Regions from separate parts of the Mus musculus genome. Here region 2 is linked to region 1. The links are chromatin contacts, found by POLR2A ChIA-PET in ENCODE. All regions are on one chromosome and are shown on one strand. The core of a region is the stretch at or near the end of the contact, and the rest is flanking DNA. Distances in the headings are between cores, read along the strand shown. Region 1 holds the start of Psrc1 (proline/serine-rich coiled-coil 1). Region 2 holds the start of Sars (seryl-aminoacyl-tRNA synthetase).

What was found. ChIA-PET counts read pairs that join two places held with the same protein, here RNA polymerase II (POLR2A).
Region 2: POLR2A ChIA-PET joins it to region 1 with 51 read pairs in embryonic stem cell. The contact joins the promoter of Sars here to the promoter of Psrc1 in region 1. POLR2A ChIA-PET finds 5 or more read pairs at or near these places in 4 of 5 experiments (Patski and embryonic stem cell).

Annotation. Positions count from the first base shown.
Region 1 is chr3:108,382,511-108,385,236 of GRCm38, forward strand. It overlaps Psrc1 (proline/serine-rich coiled-coil 1), which reads left to right and starts at 1,328. Exons shown (of 8, transcript NM_019976.3): 1 at 1,328-1,416; 2 at 1,726-1,775; 3 at 1,864-1,921; 4 at 2,460-2,726. The coding sequence starts at 1,757. It overlaps Gm12522 (predicted gene 12522), which reads right to left and starts at 1,231. Exons shown (of 3, transcript NR_040560.1): 1 at 777-1,231; 2 at 1-286.
Region 2 is chr3:108,443,950-108,446,720 of GRCm38, forward strand. It overlaps Sars (seryl-aminoacyl-tRNA synthetase), which reads right to left and starts at 1,310. Exons shown (of 11, transcript NM_001204979.1): 1 at 1,048-1,310. The coding sequence starts at 1,183.

The sequences.
Region 1 (2,726 bases), core at 78-2,577:
GCAGCTCTGGTGACTTCCCTAAGGAGACTTCCCCTTGCCTCTTCCCACTTCTATCCTCTAGCCCCTTCCCCCAAACCATCTGCAGTTAGGACAGAATTGCATACAGCTGGTTGAGAGGGACGGCTGCATACTCAGGTGAAGGTCCCGTGACCTTCTGTCCCACCTCCTCCTTCTATGACGGAAGGTAAACCGTCCACAGGCCCAGCTGTGATGGTCTTTCCGAAGCAGGCGCAACAGAACTCCTGAAGATGCTTGCAGATGTTTGCAGATGTCTCAGAGGATGGTCCTAGAGTAGAGTGGCACAGGCCTTTAGTCCCAGCACTTGGGAGGTAGGGGCAGGAGGGTCGGGACTTCAAGGTCATCCTTGGCTATATGGTGAATTCAAAGGCCAGCATGAGCTACACTAGTCTCTGTCTCAGAAAATAGCAAAAAACAAAGGGAAAAGAAACAGATGGTGTGTGTGTGTGTGTGTGTGTGTGTATCAGTGAATGGAGAGGAGTGGTCTGGTCATAGCCAGTCAACAACATTCACAACAGCAAAGGCTTCTTTCCAACCTGAAGCAAGCCTAGGGTAGAAGGTGGTAGTGACTGTGCTCTAAGGATGCGCCAGACCATGCTATTTGCTGAACTTTTACAGGCCCACCATTAAAGTGCACACATCTCCAGCATCCTGGCGAAGAAATAAATTCTTCACACGAACAAGATCTTTAGCAATAGGTAATCCTTTTGCACTTAGGGAGCACAGCTCTGACATCTTTTATTATTATTACTACTTACTGTTTGCCTGGAAGAATGACTTCTTTGTTATTTATTTAAACTCTTAAATAGCTGCTCATACTCATCGTTTGGGGGTTGGGGTTGAAGCAGGAAGAAAAAAATGCCAGATATCTCAGAGAAGTGGCCTTATGCTAAATGAAGAAATCTTGTGGCTCCAGTGCTGGAGAGATGGTCTATTTGGTGGTCTCTGCAAGTACGCGAGAAACCCAGCAAGGAAACCCAGTCTCAGATGCTGGAATCCAGGAGGTGGGGGAAGAGGCGGGGCTCCAAGCCTACATTGGTTCGACAGTTCTCCCCTTGTCTGACTCGCGGTTAGAAGGAGGCGCTCCGGTACACGCCACCGCGCACTCACGGCTCCTCCCGCCGTTCCGCTGTAGCCCCCTACCCTTTTTGGGAAGTGCCCTTTGGTCCAAGGGACAATCTTCTCCGGCTGACATCCCGACTGCTCCCGACTCAGCCCTGCCCCCTTGGACTCACCAATCGCTGTGCGTTTGTGGCGGGACTGGGTGGAGCCTAAGAAATTCGAACGAAGCTCCGCCCCTCGGGAGCCCTTTCCCGGGAACTGGGAGATTGTAGAAGAAAAGCTTCCTGCGTAGACTGTGAAGCGAGGTGGGGAGTGGAAACCGAGTGTGCGCTGGAGGTGTGGCGGGGATGTGGTGCCGCGGAGTGGAAAATGGGTGGGGTAGGGGGGGAGCGAAATTTCGGATAATAGTAAGGATGGAGGTGAAGACTGACCGACTGAGGAGAGGCCAGGGCGCAAGTTGGCGGATTGCACATCAGGTGTCGAGCTTTCTGCACCTTTCCCTAATATAACGGACTAGTTTCAGGGACACGTGCTGATCCTGCTTTACCACCACCATGCCTCTTCACCCCAGCTAATGCACTCCGAGTCTTGATGGGGCCCTAAGGCAGGATGATAGACACCTGAGGTAGGCATGTTTTCTTTCAGGTCTAAGCCGACTCGCTTATGCTGGCTGAGCATGGAGGATCTGAAAGAGGGTAAGGAAGCCATGGAGGGAGGAACGGGCCCCTGAGAGTCTGTCTGTCAAGAACTGATAGCTGGCATTTATTCTTCTCATCCCTTCAGATATCAAGTTCATTGTGGACGAGACCTTGGACTTCGGAGGGCTGTCTCCATCTGACAGGTACCAGCCTATTTATCCATTTATTATTTTCCTCCGGCAATACATCTGTAACCCTTTACTGCTAACTTATGGGCCTCTAGAACCGTGGTTGGTAATCTAGCAGAGTATGGTACCCTCTGATGGCAGTAGTCTGGTAGAATTGGGCCTCTAGAACACATGCTGGTGAGAACAGAGAAGCTGTAGGGAAATTTAGGGGTAAATGTAAATGAAAGATGAATGTCCCTGGGCATGTTGAGGCATGCCCTGCAAACCACCCCCACACTCCTAGGATAGACTAGAGTGCAGAGAGGGGGAGGGAGAGAGGGAAAGAGAGACAGAGAGAGAGAGAGAGAAGGCAGGAGGGATTTTGAATTTGAGATCATTCTGTGCTATAGAGTTGAGACATTGTCTCAGAAAATGGGAGTAGAACTAAGTTTTCCTCACCTAAAAGCAGTTCTCATGGCCAAAATGGAGTCAGGGTTGGGGATTGTCCCCGACTCGCCGACAGGAATGCCTTCTGCTAGCTGTTGTCCAGCATGGTGCCATATTTGTTTTTCAGTCATGAGGAAGAAGACATAACAGTATTAGTGAGTCCAGAGAAACCACTTCGACGGGGCCTCGCCCATCGGAGTAACCCAAATGAAGTAGCTCCCGCCCTCCAGGGTGTGCGGTTTAGCTTGGGCCCGCTCAGCCCAGAGAAGCTGGAAGAGATTCTTGATGAAGCCAACCGCCTGGCGGCTCAGCTGGAGGAGTGTGCCCTGAAAGATCGGGAGAGGGCTGGTACAGGCCCTGGAAGGCCCAGCCCCAGAGGGAAACCCAGTCCTCG
Region 2 (2,771 bases), core at 60-2,559, 61 kb after region 1:
AATCATGTCCACAAAACACCCCTATGGGTATGGTGGCACACACCCTTGATCACTCTCGAAGCAGAGGCAAGTGGATCTCTGAGTTCAAGGCCAGCCTGGTCTACAGAGCAAGTTCCAGGATAGCCAGGGCTACAGAGAGAAAGAAATCCTGTTTATTTTGGAGGGTGGGAGTAGGAGGGAGACACTCTTGGATCGTGGGATTGCCTTAGCAGTGCTCTTATAAACCAGGTTCTCAGCTGGTTGCAGACCTATTGCATCAGACTACCCGAGTCACATGCCACTGACAACATCCGGTCTGCCAGGTGATCACTTGGGAGGCAGAGGATTCTAGAGCTTCTTTTAATTTCCTGAATGACGATGGGTCACTTCTACGCTGCCAACGTCTTTTCCAGAAAACTACCACAAATCACAACCATCCTCAGTAATTACAAGCTTTTTCTTGCCTTACAGCACCCCTCCGTCCTATCTGATCTAGCACGGAAAAGCCTGATTCTTAAAGGTATGCCTTCAGGGTTGGAGAAGTGGCCACCCCAAATTTCAGGGTCACTGCATTTAGTCAAGAGTAGCCTCCAAAGTCCCCAGATGGTTCGACTGGGGTGGAGTAATCCTAGGGTGCTGCAGAAGTCACTCAGTCTGAGAGAGCAGCCTTTGATCCCTGCAAAACCCGGAGGACTACGCTGGGTTTGCTAAAGACGAATAAAACACTGAGAATGACCAAAATGTATAGAAAATTAATTCCCAGCCCGCCCCCCAAGTAAAACTCCAGCTCTGGCTTGCTGTAGCTACGCAAGGGCCTGACAGCTCTCCCTGCGCGTGCGTGCGTGCAGCTCCTTCCTAAAGCACTGGCGGCAGTCAGCATAGAGCACGCGCGGGGAGGGACCCAGGCCGCGGGAGCTGCAGGGAGAGGGGGACAAGCCCGGTTCCCAGCTTGTTCTACGGACAAGCCGGTAGAGCCGGCCAGTCGCGGGAGCATCTGACAAAAGCTGTAAGCTGTGACCTCTGAAGCCATGAGGGATTCAAGGGATACTGCGAGCTCCTGGTACTTACATCGTCGCCACTCACTGTCTGCTTTCACCAGCTGGTCCACCAGCCCCGGGTCCTTGAAGCGCTTCTCCTGCGTCTCTCGAATGAGGGCTGGGTCCCCTCCTTTATCCACCCGAAACAAATCCAGGTCCAGCACCATCCTTCTACCTCACCAGTTAACACTAAGAGAGGACTGTAAGCGGCGGGTGGACGATGCACTGCGCCTGCGCGCTGACCTGGTCTCACTGCGCAGGCACCCGGCAGCCCGGGAGGGGGCGGCGCCTAGCTCGCCGGAAGCCGCAGTGTTAGGCAGGGTCCAGAGGGAGTGGTGAGAAGTGAAAAGGGCGTGGTAGCCTTATGCGGGTTGTTTCTCTGCTGAACTCCTTACTGAAAGGCCTTCTGATCGCCCCCCACTGAAATCGTGAATGCCTCAGGTTCCTCTGGTTGAAGGGAGTATCTCGGTGTGGACCGAAGCTGACTTGGAAGACAATGCACTTTGCAGATGCCAGTTTTCCTCTATCTTGATTACAGAGCACACACCCAGTTACCTACCCTCAAGATTCTCGAGCCCTGGGGCTTTTTGTTTTGATACAGGGTCTCACAGTGTAGCTCTGACTAGCAACTATGTAAACCTGGCCAGCCTCAAACAAAATGTTGGGATTAAAGATGTGTGCCATTTCATCCTTTATTTTTCTTTTTATACTAGCCCTACCCCCTTCCTCCCGCAACAAACCTTTGCCAAGCCCCCCTGAGATAAAAGGACAAGGTTAGAGACCCTGATGGACTTAATAAACAGAGACACTGGAGGGAGGCTAGGAGGCAGGATAATCTGAGCTTGTCCCCTCCCGGTCTCCTGCAGCTTTGGCTACAGTTTTGTGTTGAAAACCAGGGGAAGAAGGGTTGGGTGTCAGAAGACAGTCCATGAGATGAGCACACCTCTCTTCTCACATATCCCTCACCCAAATCCAATAGACCTTTGCAAGAAGTTGTAGCTTATATTTACGATTGAAACTATTCTATGTTTATGTAATTTGAGCATTGCCAGGCTATTCTATCAACACGTTCAAGTTATTCTTTTTGTCTGTTTGTTTGTTTTGTTTGTTGAGATAGAATCTATAGGCCTGGCTGTCCTGGAGCTCACTATGTAGACCAGGCTGGCTTCAGACAGAGATGCCTGCCTCTTCCTGGGGAGTCTCTGGTATCAAAGGGGTGTGCCACCAAGCCCAACCTACACACACCTGTTACTCTTAAAGTGAGAAGACCTCATTTGAAATTACCTCTCTTGGCCAGATGTGGTAGTGCATGTCCATGTGCATCCCTTGTGAGTGGGAGCAGCGGGTGCATGAGTTCAGGGCCAGCATGTCTCCAAAAAACCCAAACCTAGTCAGGCTTAGTAGTAGGTGCCTTTTATATCACATCGGAGGTAGAGAGCTCTGTAAAGTCAAGGCCAGCCTGTTCTAAATACCGAACTCCAAGCCAGCCAGAGCTGTGTAGTGAGAATCTGTCTCAAAAACCAAACACACATACAACCAAACCAAAAACCTACTGCTCTCACACAGTAGAAAACATTAACTAACACGGAACCCACAAACCTGCTCTCCCCTTCCTGTGTCTTCTCCTAAAAAGAACACTTTCCTGAGTATCTAGCAATCGGACGGCTGGAAAATGGAAAGCAGCCAAGAGAAGTTATAATAATAAATGTTAAGGATAGAGAGCTGCAGTCTTTGCAGAAAATACTTGAAGACTGT